2 separate regions of the Homo sapiens genome follow, and region 2 is linked to region 1. Evidence: read pairs that join two places in POLR2A ChIA-PET (ENCODE). Cell type or tissue: PC-9. All regions are shown on one strand. Region 1 has its middle 89 kb from the start of FLJ13224. Region 2 holds the start of TSPAN11-AS1 (TSPAN11 antisense RNA 1).

Evidence for each region. Peaks named below come from ENCODE experiments on the same cell type or tissue, not always from the same donor. Only the 100,000 strongest peaks of a DNase experiment are listed, where the experiment ranks them.
Region 2: POLR2A ChIA-PET joins it to region 1 with 5 read pairs; 2 of 35 experiments call an interaction of 5 or more read pairs at or near these places.

What each region holds. Positions count from the first base shown.
Region 1 is chr12:31,231,060-31,239,059 of GRCh38, forward strand. No RefSeq gene overlaps it. Among named protein-coding and RNA genes, the nearest start is that of FLJ13224, 89 kb to the right of the region's middle. RefSeq lists an enhancer at 2,893-3,062. In PC-9, CTCF peaks have their summits at 4,446 and 7,939; a DNase peak (open chromatin) is centred at 4,442; H3K4me3 peaks cover 324 bases.
Region 2 is chr12:30,999,581-31,007,580 of GRCh38, forward strand. TSPAN11-AS1 (TSPAN11 antisense RNA 1) reads right to left here and starts at 6,392. Exons shown (of 3, transcript XR_007063261.1): 1 at 6,217-6,392. It also overlaps a transcript of TSPAN11 not described here. In PC-9, no CTCF peak of the experiment used is centred here; DNase peaks (open chromatin) are centred at 1,321 and 6,521; H3K4me3 peaks cover 524 bases; H3K27ac peaks cover 3,068 bases.

The sequences.
Region 1 (8,000 bases):
CTTAGTTCTTAAGGCTTGTAGTACCCTTTGCAAAGAGGCTTTTCTCAAAGGTTTTGACACGCTATACTCCACCAGTGCTGGAGTAGAGGGCTGCATCATGTTAGCAGTTATCAGCTTAAAAATCTGTGCACATTTGGAAGGCAAGATGGCATGCACCTGTAGTCCCAGCTACTAGGGAGGCTGAGGCAGAAGAATCACTTGAGGCCAGAAATTTGAGCCTGCAGTAGCTATGATTGCACCACTGCACTCCAGCCTGAGCAACAAGGTGAGATCCTATCTCTATAAAAAAAAGAATAATAATAAAGAAAAAAGAAAGGCAAAAAGTAGTATACTATTGTTGCCATAATTTGGATTTCTTTGATTACTAGTGATGTTCTGCATTCCTTCTCATGTTTATTGATTGCTAATATTTCATGTACAAACCTAGTTACAGCAACAACCAGCAAGCCACAACTCTCAAACATCCTTGCCATCTTAGTGCCATTGCTGTAATATATAAAACACACATTAAACCACAGCAGTTAATATTGTGCTCGTGGTTAATACCACAGTGCAGTAGAGACAGGCTGGCATAGCGTGAGAAGCAGAGGTTCCAAGCCAGACAGCCCTGGGTTTAAATGTCTCCTCCCTCATGGACCAGCCATGTGACCTTGGCAAAGTAACTTAACCGCTCTTACCTTGGGTGTCATCTGCTGTGGAGCTATAAAATGAAACAGTCATCACTTCCTTCCAGGGCCCCATGAGAATCAGGTGAGGATGACACAGGGGAGGCAGGTACACACGGCCACACACCCGAGGGGACTCAGCAGGGGGCAGTAATGACCACAGGGGACACTACTAAAGGGCTGAGTATGCAGAGCTCCCATCCCGGAGAGAAGGGGGGAAGAGGATGATGCCAGTGATACTGGGCTGTATTGTTAGGTCACTAAAGTCCAGTGTGGCATCCAAAAGTGTGCCTGTCAGACCGAGTCTTCCCGTCGAGTACGCTTTACAGAGGGCCTCATCCTCTGAGGGCTGACCGTGGGAAGGCAGGGAACTGGACCCAAAGATCCTGGCTTTTCCTCCCCAGGAGACCAGGGATAAGCTCAGCATCCCCATACACTGAAGGCAGCAGGAAGCTGGCTGTCTAACACCTCTCTTGCTTTGTAAGAGGGTCCTTCCTAATGCAGAGCTGGGGAAAGGAGAGACGCTGGGAGGGGCTAGCATGCCGCACCAGGGAAAGGCTGGTGCTCTCAGCGGTGGCTGGCTCTGCCTGCAGCTACGTGACTGAGAGAAGAAAGTCATTCAGAGAAATCCCAAGACACAGAGAGCAGCATCGTGGCTTAGATCCCTCTTGCCTCCCTCCTCCGAGGGCTGGCAGTGGGGAGTGTATATACCTCCGAAAATGAGAGCTGGCTAATAGCAGGAAGCCCAGGGCCTCTGCACCTACTTACCTCCCACCAGAAGAAAGCACCATTCCTCAGCACCACCCCCATCAACTCAGGCCCAGGAACAGGTGAATCCACCCAGCCAGACACAAGCAGGCGGGGAAAGATGCAGGGAGATACCCCACCTGCGTATCTCCTTAAATCTGCTTTAAAATCTTCCAGGAGGCTGGCAGATCACTGGAGCTCAGGAGTTCCAGACCAGTCCGGCCAACATGGTGAAACCCATCTCTACTAAAAATACAAAACTTAGTCAGATGCGGTGTCACGCCCGTAATCCCAGCTACTCGGGAGGCTGAGACACAAGAATCAAACCCAGGAGGTGGAAGTTGCAGTGAGCTGAGATCGCACTACTGCACTCCAAACTGGGAAACAGAATGAGACCTCAGCTCAAATAAATAAAATGCTCCAGGAGGGAAAAAAAAAAGGAGTGAGAGTAGATGGAATAAAGTCACAGTAGAATGTGGCATCAGGTGAGGGTGACATAGGGGTTCACTACATTATTCACCATATTTTTGTGCATGTTTAAATATTCCCACAATATATAAAAGCTAAGAGGAAAAAGGCGAGTAATAGAAACAGGGGGACTACATAAGGTCATGATGCCTGTCCCTCTTTGTCAAACTTCTCTGTACCTCTTATCTTGGAGATGCCCTCCCTGTTCCTGCCCTACAGCCAGCATTCTTTTGCCTTTATTCCATTTCACAATTTCCACATCCCTGGCTGTTTTCCTCACCCCCACTCAGCTCCTTGCTTATCGCCTTCTTCTTCACCCTCCTTGTCACGACCCTGTCAGAAGCTCTGATAACCCTCCAAGAAGACCAAGTCCAAGAGAGCAGACCAGGAACCAGGACTCCTGGGTTTCAGCCCCAGCAACGCCACTGTCTGCACCTATGCAACTAACCCCTACCCAGTTCACATCACATGAAAGCCCAGCAGAGCCCCCAAAGAGATGTTCAGAAGTCACTGCTGCTGCTACTTCTACAAGGCAAACAAAGGAGAGCCCCCATCCCTCAGAACCTGTTTGCTGGGATCCACCTCAGGCAGCAGAACAGGGACATGGACCAGGCTGCCTGGCAGGGCACCACGGAGGGCTGGGGAAATGGGAATATAGATGCCATGATGATCATATTAATGAGGGTAAAAATTAGGACCAACAGGGGACGTCCCCTCTGCACATGTGTACAAGTGTGTGCCTTTCACAGACAATAGAGGCTGAAGTCAGGGAGGCAGCATGCACAGGCAGGCCTGGCTCAGACAGGGGCCACGTCCCAGTCAGACAGTCTCCTGCCACGCGTTCCCAGCAAGGATGTGAAAACAGCCCTGCCACTCGCTTTCCACCCACACCCCTCCATGCCTTGCCTTTCTCCCTCTTTTTCATGAGGGAGGAGAGTGTGCTCGCCCTCTTCTCTCCCAGGATGACAGTCAGGCCTGGAAAACAGAAGGCAGGACCAAGGGACAAATCAGGGTGCCCTCAGGTCTAATGCCAGCCATGTCCTGCCATACTGGGTGCCTGCGGAACCCACATACCCCTCTCCAGGCTGAGAAGATGGCCACCTGACCTCCTTTGGGAGGTCATTCCTTTGGGGTGGTCATGTTTTGGGGGAAACCAGAGAGAACCTGAAGTGAGGAAACAGCTTGGGGATGAAGGTGCTGTACAGACACCGGGCCAGTCCCGCCGGCTACTCATGTTTACTATGCACAGCCAGCACACCCATGGGCGAAAGACCTTCGGTGCCCCCTGCTCCTAAGAGCTAAGCACTAAATAGTGCATCCGCTGCTGCTCCCTGCTAACTCTCCCAATGGACCCTCACGCTGCCCCACTAGGGACTGGGATTTGAAGAGGTAACCTTTAACTCCATTGTTGAGTGAGGAAATAAGGGCAAGGGATTTTACCCTAAAATAGGGAATATAGACTAGTTGGCCTTGGGATCTAAAGCCAGGAGTCCCGACTCCCAGCCAGGGCTCTCCCCATGAGACATGGGAGAGTTGGCCAAGCTTTCTGGGGAAGAGCACCATCTGGGGTTCGGTTTTCCTAGCTAGCCAAGGAGAAGGAGCCGGCCCTGACAAACTCAGTGACATTCACACAGGGCATCGTGGGAACAAATAAAAGCCACAAACCACAATTCAACACAAAGCAGGCTGGATCCTGGCAGCTGCAGACTGATCAGCCCAATATGTCCCGGGGGTGGGGCAGGAGAGGACTCTGAGATGCCCGGGAAGGACATTTGTCATGCCAGCCAGACCAAGGCTGCCCCGCAGAGTGAGAGCAACAAAGGATGCAGATCCAGGACCAGGATCACAGGCTTAGCTCAGCTGCTTCTAACCAGGAGCCTTGGACAGATCACTTGGCCTCTCTGACTCTCAGTTTTTCTACCTATAGAGTGGGGATAATGCATCTTCCTTACAGGAACAATAGAAGTGCTTTGTAAACCATAAACAGCACAGGAAAATGAAGGAATATCCTAGTCCTCTTGAGGATTAGAGGGGGAGGGAAGAGGAGGGAAGGAAGAGAAAAAGGTAGGAAAGGATCCAAAATGAGGCTGAGATTTTGAAACCCAACCTGCTGGCTTTATAGCCAAGCTTTTCATCATCACTGGAAACTCAAACCTGCAGCAATTATATGCTGAGGTCATAAACGTGATTAAAAAGGTTGTTTGCAAAGCTGATTCCAGGGAAATGAGCTGCAGATGGCGGTGGCATCAATGTCCTTTTGCAGCAGGCAGCAGCTGGCTGTGTGGACTCAGGGACAGCTGGAAGGAGTTGTGCTAATGCCCACCCCCAGCTTTGGAAGGCGGGGGCAAGCTGACTGCCCTCTCTGTGCCTGGGGACAGGGGAGACTTGCAGAGAGCTGAAACCCTAAGCCATAAAACCGCCATTTGTTCCAGAGAGAAAAGCCAGTTTTTCAATTCCAGCCCAACCAGGAGGGTGGGCCAAGCTCAGAGAAAGAAGAGTGGACTGAGAGCACGAGTCCTTCCACGGCAGCCTGCCTCGGGCGGGACAGGCTGCAGTGGCTCTGGCTGTCCACTGGGAGTGTCCTTGGTGAGGGAGGAAAGAAGGCAAAGCCACATCTGAAGTCTCTCGGCCAGAAGAACCCTCTGTTCTGAGGCCAACAGGTAGCCCTGGTATAAGGAGAAGGTGGAAAATACAGGCACCAGAACCTTCTCTGCTGCTTATGGCTTCATAGAATGTTTTGCAGGTGACATTTCACATAAGTGGGCACCAGCCTGTCTGTCTTTGATGGAAAGACATCAGGAGGCAGGACCCAGGTCTCTGTCAGTGGCTTCCTGTCAGAGTGGCCAACACGGGATACTTAAAAATGTGAAGAAGGAGACGTCGATCAGGATAATACAATGAGCCCTTGGCCCAAATTTGGGAAGGGCCCTCTCTTTTGATGTATCTCACTACCTCAGCTGCCATCCCTCTCCTGGTCACTTCTACCCATGCTTCAGCCACAGCCCCACTTACTCCAGGAAGCCCTCCCTGATGAGTCACCTGCAGCAACCTCCTGTCCTGCAGATCCTCACCCCGTACTGCTCACTGCCTTGGCTGCTGCTCCCAATCACTCATATGCGTGCCCATGTCTGTCTGACAACTGGGCGCTCCCTAATGGCAGAAGCACATCCATATGACATTTCTCAAATGTTCCCTATAGTACAGGGAACCCAGAGCACGTCCAATGACGTTGGGATGTGAGCCTGCAGAGCTTTTCACAAATTTGCAGAACAAGCTGTGTCCTTCAGCATCATTACCTGCCCTCCCCCTCCGACTGAACCTGGAGAAGAGTCAACAGCCTGCTACCAAAAATCCCCCACAGCCCGGACTCGGATGATTCGCCTACAAAGGCTGGGGAGCACAGTCCCAGGCTTACTAATCTCCTCTCTACCCCATCCCCATTTTTTCCAGTCCCCAGAAAGTCCCAATCAATCTCTCAGCAAATTCCACAGGATCTGTCAGATTCAGATCCAGTCAACTGCAGGCCGAGTGCTCTTCGCATCTCATCTTATCTACTGCAGGAAGCAACCTGAGGGCAGCAAAGAGGAAGACAGCTGGTATGAACGGGCTCTGAAACCTACCAGCTGTGCGGCCCAGAGAAAGCTACCTAACCTCTCTGAGCTTCAGCTGCTTCAGCTGTAAAATGGCAAGTATACCGCCTTTCTCAGGTTTACTGTTGAAATCATGTTTGTAAAGTGTTTATAAAGTGTTTAGCACTCTTAGAAAGTACTCAATAATGGTAATTAACATGAAATTATCATACCAATCTCTTCAGGTAGGTATTATTGTCTTCTGTCTACCAATGAGGGTGAAGGTCAGAGACGTTAAGCAACTGGTTCAGAGCCACACAGTATCTGCTCAGGAGGCAGAGCTGGGGGTTCAGACAGAGCAGCAGAGCGTGCCCTCAGCCCTGGGGAAGTTTGCAACCTCAAGTCACAGGGACAGAGTAGCTGTGGGAACTTGGGTCAGGTACCTCCACCCCTCCCCAGGTTCAGCAGCTCCCCAGGAATCCTGGAACATGAGGCATGGCCTCAGCAAGTCTCCATTTGAGAGAATCAGCTGGGATCTCCCAGATTAAGTGTTGTTGCAGGCAGCTGGGCCAAACCGCCTGCCCTGGACCCTAGAGCTCATCAGATTGGCACCTGCTCTTCCCACACAGGCAAACACGGATGGTGCCACTGGCCGAACCCCGCCATCAGCCTTCACACAGTTGAGCTCACCAGGAAAGCAGAATCTCTAAAACTCCAGCTGCAGTGCAAGCCCAGCCCCCAGGGACACCGCTGTCCACATCTGAAATAGCTGGCGATCATCACGGGGTGGGAGACAGGATGCAGTGGGCACCTTCCACATTGAAACCCACTCAATTAAAACCCCACGTGTGGGGGACAGACACACACGTACCCATCACACCCAGTCTTACGTGTCCACTGAGACCCTGGTTACGTTAGACATGGCCTCAAAGGAAGTAGGTACTTTCACAAACATCATCTCCTTTGATCTTCTCAACCACCCTGAGGAGTATGTACTTTTGCCCCACTTTACAGATGAGGAAACTGAGAAGACATCAGGCAATTTTTCCAACATCACACAAAGGATAAGGAAAATGTTAGGATGCCAACCCCATGTCTCCAGGTTTCTTTCCACTACAGCATGCTGTTCATTTGTGATCTCGTTCATTCATCCATCCTTCCTTCCACTCATTCCTTCATTCACTCACCTATATTTTTCCCTAAACAGCTACAGGTCACCACTGTCTGGGTTGTTTGCTACTACCTTCTGCTGCTGCCTGAGAAAACCTGGGAGACTGTGATCACATTTTTTTTCCTGTAGAGCTGCCCGAATACAGCTCTTCTCAAAGCCTTGCAGCAGAGATGATACAGCCATCAGCAGCTGATCCTGGAATGAGTGTTGAGAGCAGCACAGACCACTCTACGTTTCTGCTCTGACCACAGGTCTGGCCTAGAATTTGCCCCTCCACTGCACAATGCAGGTAAAAACCTTTAAAAAAATAAATAAATGGTCTCTGAGCCTCCCAGAAATACAGCACTTAGAATGTTGTTTTTGGAGGGGGCATGTGATAAAGAATGGGAAAGATAATAAAGTAGCCTGTCACCCAGCTCACAGGCAGGTGCATGTGGCTGCAGGGGATCGTTTAGTCAATTTAATGACATATTTGTTGAGTATCTATTACTGTGCCTGGTACGGGATGGAGTGGGTCAGGGAATAGGGGAGGGCACAAAGGGAGTCAAAAAGAATAGAAAGAAAGCCGTCAAAGGGCTGATGGTCTGGTTGAGGGAAAAAGACAGGAACCATCTGCTTAGACAACACAGATATAAAGTGTACTTGAGAAATTCAGAGGATGGTAAGGTGCCTGCAAGTGGGGACACAAAAATTTCATTCAGACCATGGAATTTCAGCTAGACAGGGAAGGATGGCCAGAATTTAAACCTGGGATGGTATAGAAGAAAATTACCCAGGCCAGGCGCAGTGGCTCACGCCTGTAATCCCAGCACTTTGGCAGGCCAAGGCGGGCGGTTCACCTGAGGTCAGGAGTTCAAGACCAGCCCCGTCTCTACTAAAAATACAAAAAATTAGCTAGCCGTGGTGGCGCACACCTATAGTCCCAACTCCTCGAGAGGCTGAGGCAGGAGAATCACTTGAACCCAGGAGGCAGAGGTTGCAGTGAGCCGAGCACGCACCACTGCACTCCAGCCTGGGTAACAAGAGTGAAACTCTATCTCAAAAAAAGAAAAGAAATTACCCAAACTGCCTGCTCAACACCATTGCTAATGAAAAAGCCTGCCTTGGTCTCTCCTTCCCTGATCTTAGCTTTTCTTTCTATCTCTGCAAAGCCTCCGTATAGAAATCTGGTTTTATTGTGCCTGGTAAGGGTCCTAGTTCAGTTCTAAAACAATTAACAACCATGAAGGGACAAAAGTCCGAAGTGGGCATCTCGCTTATGGCACATCAGCCTCTAGTCATAGTCACCCTCAGACCCCATCTAGCGGCTGCCCGAATTATTTCATTCAGGGATCTGTGTGTTTGGCTGATAACCAGGCACCACTGGCCCGTGGGGTGCTA
Region 2 (8,000 bases), 230 kb before region 1:
AAACAGAAATGGTTTTTGTATGGGTACTGAAAGTACGGTTTCTACTGAATGTATATGGCTTTCACACCATCATAAAGTTGAAAAATCATAATTTGAACCACCATAAATAGGGTACCATCTGTCTTGGGATTCCAGAAATTTGCCCACTGGTTGGACTGGCCCTGCTCTGGATGTTGGACATGGGTAAGTTCCAGAACTCGGTAACCAGAAGAAAAATTTCTAAGCAACAGGTACTAACCACAGGCCACTGTGCAGCCTTCCTCTACCAGTTCACCTCTCTCCTCTCACAGGGCCAAGGGAAACTAGGCAGTGTCCAGGTCTGTCCCCGCTGGCTCTCGGCTATCTGATAGTCTCTGGAGCCACAAAGGGGAAGTCCCGAATAGCAGCATCAATCAGCAGAGCTTGGCTCAAATGTGCCCTGTGGAGTGTTGTTACTCTTTCTGTTAGCTTGAGGAGACAATAGGCTGTCTCATGGCTGTCATTAAACTCAGCAAAAGCAAGATGGCTAAATCCATAGCCTCTCAATTGATGAATGCTTTAAGAAGAGACCATCCCAGTGCCAATATCTTTGAGTCCAAAATGACATTTATTTAATCTGGCTTCCCCCTTGCTTCTGTGGAATATTGAGTGCTGCTGCTGAGCTAACCCAGAGCAAACTGAGGCATGGGGAAGCTTGTTCTCTGAGCTCCTGCAGGCAGCAGCTCATCCACCTCGATACACCAACTCCCCTTCCCTGACCACCCCCTTCCCACACCACTCTCCTGTATCCCCGGCTTTCAGCCTGGAGGATGCTCTTCCTTGGGGACCTGATTTTAATTTTTTAGGGACTCATGTCTGACCGATTTCTTGCCAAGCTCCTATCCTGGTCTAGGAACAAGCTGGACGCCTCTATACGCATGCTTTTATTTAATCCCCACAGCCACTCTGTAAAATAGGCATTATTCTCATTTTGCAGATGACAAAACCAAGACAAGTTCAATGACTGCCCAAGGTTCACATGGACACCAAAGGCAGAGTGGGAATTTAACCCAGGTTCTCCAACTCCCAAACCAGTGCCCTTTCCATCCGCACCACAGTTCATGTCTAACGGTGAAAGTTCAAGGGTGGTGACGGCTGATAAGATAGTTTTTGTCTGGAGGAACCTCGATAATGTTTTGCAAGCTATGAAGCTCAATACACACAAAAGAAGACGTTTAATTACACCATGCTGGTCTCTGCCCTCTCCTGCACAGGAGCACTGAGCCCAGAAAATCCATTCATCCATCCATTTGGTACAAACAATAAGTCATCTTCCTGTTTATGCTGGATGAATAGCAAAAATGCTGCCTCTCCCACCAATAAATCTAGTTAACCACAAAGGCTGTGCATCTCTCAGATCTGCTGGCTTTGTCTCCACCCCACTGCCCTTCCCTGTGGCTCTATCATCTCTCACCTAAATCACTGCAGCGCCTGTGCCTGATCTTCCTGCAGCCTCCCCTGTCCCTCTGACCACTCTTCACACTGTAGCTGCGGCCAGCTTTCTAAAGGCCAGATCTGAGCCCATCACATTTGGGCTGAAAACCTCTCCATGGCTCCCATTGCTCTCAGCCTAAACTTCAATGAAGCTCCTTGACCAGGTTTTCAAGGTTGTGATCTGGCAGTGTCTCCAGATAGTCCCGCTTCACCCTCTGTGCTTCAACTCTGTGGACCATGTCCATCCACAGGACACATCTCCTTCCACTCCTTGCCAGGTTAACTAACACATCCTGTCTTCAGCTCTTAGCATCAACATCACCTCCCCTGGAGGGCCTCCTTCTCCCCAGGTTGGGTCACTGCCTCTCCCACACAGCCAGCCAGCATCCTGTGAATATAATCATCAGCATTGACCTGCAATCATGTTCACTCTTCTGGGGCCCCTACTGGATGATTGGCCCTGCAAGCACAGGTACTGTGTCTGCATCTTCCTTGACTGTTGTCTAGGTGCTTGGCATGAGTTACTTGAGTATTCAGTAAGTCTGAGCCAATAGACATTTGTGTGTGCCGGCACCAGTGTTAGCCACTTGAAGGGCTGGCAGGGTTCTGCCACAGCTCGTAAGCCACCCTTTCTCAATTGTGCTTTGCTGAGCACCAGTGGGGAGGCAGTTCCCCCACCACATCACACAACAGTGAGGGGGCTCCCAGAGTCATCCCAGCCACTCCCATGGACTGAAGAGCCCAGATCCATCCCAGAAGGCTCTAGCACAGTCACCAGATGTCCCCAGGGAAGGAAGATGACCCTCTCATATACAGCCAGGGCAGCCTGTCTTCCACGGCTCCGCTTGTGTGACTGGGGCCCAGTGCTAAGAGAGAGGCCGATGTTTTCCACTGCCCTGTGAGCCACAAGCACACAGGTGGGTCCACAGACCTGGTGGCAGGAGCCAAAGCAAGAACAAGCAGAGACAGGGTGGCTTCCACCAAAATTCCCATGACTTGGCTGGTCTTCCACAGATGATGGGGGTCACCTGCCCCTCTAACCAGTCCACATCCTGCAGCCACTGAGTCTGTCTCGGTAAATCTCCTGGGGAGGCTCTCAGGGACCTTGCTCCAGTGGGACCTGTGTCAGAGGGTCCCTTCAGACACAGAGTGGTCTCTGCAGGCTTTGGGACATGGCGGCTGCAGGATGGGGCCCTGGAGGCTGATGCCTTGGGACAATTTCACGTGGACCTGGCCACCCCCTTGAGGACAGGAGGTAGAGCTCCACACACAGAGGGGTTTCAAGATGCCCACTTCCAACTGCTGTCAGACCCACATGCACACTCGTTCTTTATGCCTGCCTCCTCTCCGGGGACATAGGGTTTAGCAATGACCCAGGACAAGGGGAATTCTCAGCTGCTCTCATCTACCATGTGTCACTGTGACTGTGACAGCCAAGGAAACCCCATACACCAGGACCCAACCAAGGCCACTGCGAGACTTCTACTGCAGTAGGGCAGTGGGATGCCTCTCAGACCCCGCCTCCTCAGAGTGCCCGTTTGGAGCAGGGACCCATCCTGGACTACTGCCTCACTGCAGCAGAGGGGCAGGCCAGACTCTGAGGGTCTGCGGGACAAAGAATGGACCCCAGGCACCTGGCACCCAGCTCCCATCCTGTGCCATGTCCCTGCTAGTTAGCACCTCCACCTATATAGGGGCCAGAGAGGAAGGGACAGTCACTTCCATCCACCTGAACTGCTCTTTGGCCACCAAAACCTGGAGGGATGGCCATCTAGTTTCAAGTCAAAATAGAACATCTACAAGAGGTTCTAGGGCAGGGCAGCAACCTCCCCAGAGAGCCCAAGATGCAGGCCCATGTTGGAAGGAGAGAGGGTGACACCGCTCCAGCTGCGGGCTGTGGGGAGGAGATTTGCACCCTGACACCCACTGCCAGCCGCCCGGAGGCAGTTCTCACCCCCTGCCTGCTCACCCCTTCTGTGAGATGGCTGCAAAGAAAGGCTGAGTCCACATCAGACATCCTACTGTAATCATCTACAAACTCAAAGGGACTTTCTGAGACAAGTTTGTAAATTGTTTGCATCAGACCTGATTGAACTAACTCTGATGTTGGCAAGGGAAGCAGACAGTGAGGGAATTCACTCAGGGGAATTCTGCCCCAATGAGATCATAGTCAGGAGACACAGAGGAGAGACACTTAGCCACCTTCACTGGCATCACAGGATGTGGCCCTCTGGGAGGTGTGGGGACCGTTCTGCAGGACAGGCAAGGGGCTTGGAGGAACATCTACTCTATGCATGGAGACTTCCACCTAATGTAGACTTGGCCAAATGATGAAACTGCCAAGCACTGGGTGAGCCAAGAAGGCAGTTTGAGGACCTGTGAACAAGGCTCTGCAAACGGACAGATGAGCTGGGGGGTGGCTGGGGGAGCAGACACTGCAGCAAAGGCTCCAGGGCCAGAGGATGCCCCTAAAGCACTCCAGAAACAAGACTTTCAGGGAGGCCACACATCTCCCAATGCACTGGACTGTTGCTGTTGATATTAACAAAAACTAAAAATTACATAAACAAACCTACCCACTCCACCCACATCAGAAACACATGATGCTCCAGGTCCCACTGGGTGACTTGAGCACTTGTTTGGTGAGCATCTGTCTACAGGAGTGTGTTTGCTCTGGAATCTGCACTTTGGGGTTCCCGGGGAGGACTCCTTACCAGCAAGACCGGCCAGAGGACTAGGGAAGGGCGGTTTTGCTCAAATGTGTGCCTCTCTCATATTCCATCAGCACCATGGCTCCTGTCTCAGAGAAGCTGTCTTTACCCCATCCAGCACCCTAAGACCAGCCTACTCCCCACTCCCACCTGCCAAAAATATGAATCCTGAACACATCAAAAGTTATATCCTCCTGGTCCCAATTTATATGTTACTTAAAGATGAAGAGAGGAGTGACTAGGAGCTGGGTGGCCATGACTCAGCCCTGGGAGCAGACAGGCAGGTGGAGGCTGGAGAAGAGACCTCGTCTGGCTGGGAAACCAGGGTATGGAGCCAACTGTAGGAAGAAGGGCTGCCACCCACCAATGCCCCAGCCAGCGACATGCACTGGATCCTGGCTAGTGGATAACCTTTGCATGCTGAGTCCCATAGATTCTTGACTTTTTCATAACTGCAAAACATTACACTAGACCAGCCTCAGTTCTGAGGGGTGCATCCTGCCATTGAATACCTGACCCTGCCTGTTCATCTCACACGTCCGGTTGTGTGCATGCCATGACTCCAGCTCTTTCTTCCTGGGGCTATGGTAGTCTAGGGCCAGTCTGATCTCTCTTGGGCTTTCTGTATTTCTTCTCTTTGAGATCACAGAGGATGTGATTGCCACCCACCCACTGCTGATGTCGATGAACCCTGGGAAGGAGATAGAGATCATAGGACCAAACTGGACATCTTTCCCTCCCTCTCAGCAAGGCAACCTGTGGCTGGGTGAAGCTGGCAGGAACAATCAGGGGCGCCACTTCCACTTGCCCAATGGGGTCCTCTGTCGCTGTCTGAGTAGCAAAACTTAAGGATGGCTTCCCAACCCAGAAGCAAGGGGAGAAAGTGAGTAGCATCCACACTAGAGAGAAATTTGAGAGTTTCTAGCAGGAATGTCTGTGAAAGGAACTGGGGTGTGCAGAGCCTGTCTCGAGAAGGCCCGCATGTGGTGGAAGGGGCGGCCTCCCATGCAGTGGAGGGCAGGAGGAAGGAAGAAGGAAAAACCCAACAACTGCTCCTCAGTGAAAAGCACAGGGACCTGCCAGCTCTGCTGCATTTCTGGCAAAGCACTTCACCAGCCCCCAGGGGACCCCCACTGCTCTGGCATCTGAGCTCTGTTAGCAAACACCATCACCCTGTGATGAGTTGCCTCTAGCCTCCTTCCCACTCCTCTCTCCACCTGCCTCTCCCAGGCTCCTGTCTGCAGATGCCAGGACTGGCAGGACCCCTGTGTCCTCTCCACGCATTCTGAGCGAAGGCTGGTGAGTCTCATCTGAGAGCCTTGTGGGGGTTGCATAGTGATTTGTCCTGACTGAGACTGAATGGGGGTCCTGTATTCCCACAGGTCCCCCACACTTAGGGAAAAAAGAAATTAAGCCATTAAAGAAATCAACACAGTAAAAAGTTATCAATCAGACAGCCAACGCTTAACTTACCTCAGAGGTAGTATTCCTGAACAATTAATCACAGTAAAATAAAGTTAAGAAGTTACACTGTAAGGTATAAAAAGCCTGGCGAGGTGCTCAAGGGATCTCGCCCAATAGCAGGCAGACCCCACCCTGCCAACTCCCCCACAGTGGCCACGGACAGCAGCAGCCTCCGCAAGGGTAGTCTCTCCACAGGCGGAAGCACTGTGCTGCCTACCCCATGGGGGGAACAAAATGTCAGTGTGAGGAAGGGCAGGAGACAGACACCCATCGGTGGTGGGGGTTCCTCCAGAGCACACCCCAGCCCACCCCATCATCTCTGGCAAATATGCAGACACAGACGCAGGCATCCAGGTGCCCCGTGCCCCAGGTCTCCCTGTGCCGACAACTCCTCCCCGCCCCTCCACCACTGAGAAGGCTGAGGCTGAGGCAGGGGTGGGTGGGCGCAGGGGTCATATCTGGAGAATGCAGGCTGGCAACACAAAGCTCAAATCCTCTGCCTCCACAGAGCATCCAGTAGAGGAGCGGGGAGTGGGGAGGGGCTTGTGGGGACACTCCGGCCAGCCCACACACACGTCCTACTTCTTACCAGTCCAGTGGATGTGCTGGGTGATGGTTATGGAGAAGGCCAAGCCCAGGATCTGAAAGACACATGGAAGGACCTTCTACAGGAGCTTCAGCACTTCAGCACTCTGGGCCTGACCTCTGCCCCACAAGTTGGGGTGTCACAGCGCTCCTAGTGCAAGTGGGAGTAGCCACTGGTGTGGTGGGAAAATGTCCATGGAATGGAGAAAATGGTGAGCAGAGGTCAGCCGGGTGTGGCAGGAAGGGAGAGGGAGGAACAGGGCAGGAGGACGCCCAGTACAGGAAGGAGGCAAGGCCTGTGGTAGCACAGCCAAAGCTCAGAGCCAGAGAGCTTAGCTGGTGGCATTCAGGAAAATTCCCTTTCAAAACCACAGAGTTGTCTCAGTGGCCATGGCCAAGCTATCATCTAGTCTATGGCAGGAGAATCTAGGGCGAGGCAGGGTGACTCAGGGGATCAGGCCCCAGCCAATGTCAGCACCAACCAACCAGAAGTCGCCAACCACCCCAGTGTGGTCCAGGCCTGATCAGTGCCCTTCTCCAAGCAGGGGCAGGCCTAGGGGCCAGCCTGAGTATCAAGCCTCCCCTGCCTGCTTTCCCAGTTGAGGGCATTTCAAACTAACTTTAATTCAGGGCTCCAAATAAACCCACATCGAAATTTGAGAAGATGAACTCCCATCCTCGCATTTGCTTATGGCCTCCTCAAGGGCCAGGATTTGGGTCTGTTGTACTTGTGGTTAAATCCCCAGACTGGGGCCTCACCCTTGGCAATTCCTTTGGGTTGTCCTCCTAGGATGATCCTGTCTGGGCCCTGCCCTGATTTTGCAGGAGGGAGAAGGTGCAGGCCCCTGGCATAGGGAGGAGCCCTGAGCCAATGGGCATCTCAGGTCTCCCTCATCACCACTGGCCCATTCAACACATGCACAGCAGGTAAACTGAGGCCAGTCAGGCTATGGCTGTATAGTGAGCCCGCACTTCAGACTCCTCATTTATTAATTCTTGTAATTAGCCCAGTATCCCTATGGCATTTTTTTCTTGTTTTGTTTGAACCATATTGAGTTGTAGTTTTAATATATGTTTCTGCCATAGGTATATTTCATGCAGACATCCCATTTCTCTGGGGGTGGGGCCCACGATTTCCCCTTGAAGCTACCCTCCCTCCTGAGCTTCTACCCGCACTTGCACGCTGCTTAGGACCCATGGACAGCCACTGCCCATAGCCGTTCATAGCTGCCACCAGTCTCCCATCGGTGTAGGGGGGGCCCCTCCCCAGGGGTGACCTCTTGTGCTGGGGCTGGGACCACAGCAGAACATTAGGAACCCTCCTAGGCTTCTGTGTAGACTCGCTGTCCACCCTCTCTAAAAACACGAGCATTTCCAAGACCTGGGTTCATATCTTACCCATTTTTTTTCCCCACTGTAAGGTCTAGAATATGCCTGGAATACCAGATAAATATTTGCTTGAGGAATGAATAAATGAGTGATGGGGACAGGTGGGGGTTCCTGAGCAGACCACAGCCCGGGTACAGGGCCACACCCAGACCCACAAACCCACAGAGAAAGCCCTCTGTGCACCCTATTTTCCCCACTCCCAGAAACCCCAGGGCCCCCAAATTACTCCCCTTTCAGTCACCCTTGGCTCCTCACTGACCTGGGATAGGTCGTCTGCCCTACCTGCCCCAGCCCCCATCACAGCCCATCATATCCCCTGGCTATTTTGGTCACCACTGCCTCATGCCTCTCTGTGGAGACAACCAGTCTCCTGGGGTTGGGTGTCACTGGTGGCCCCCA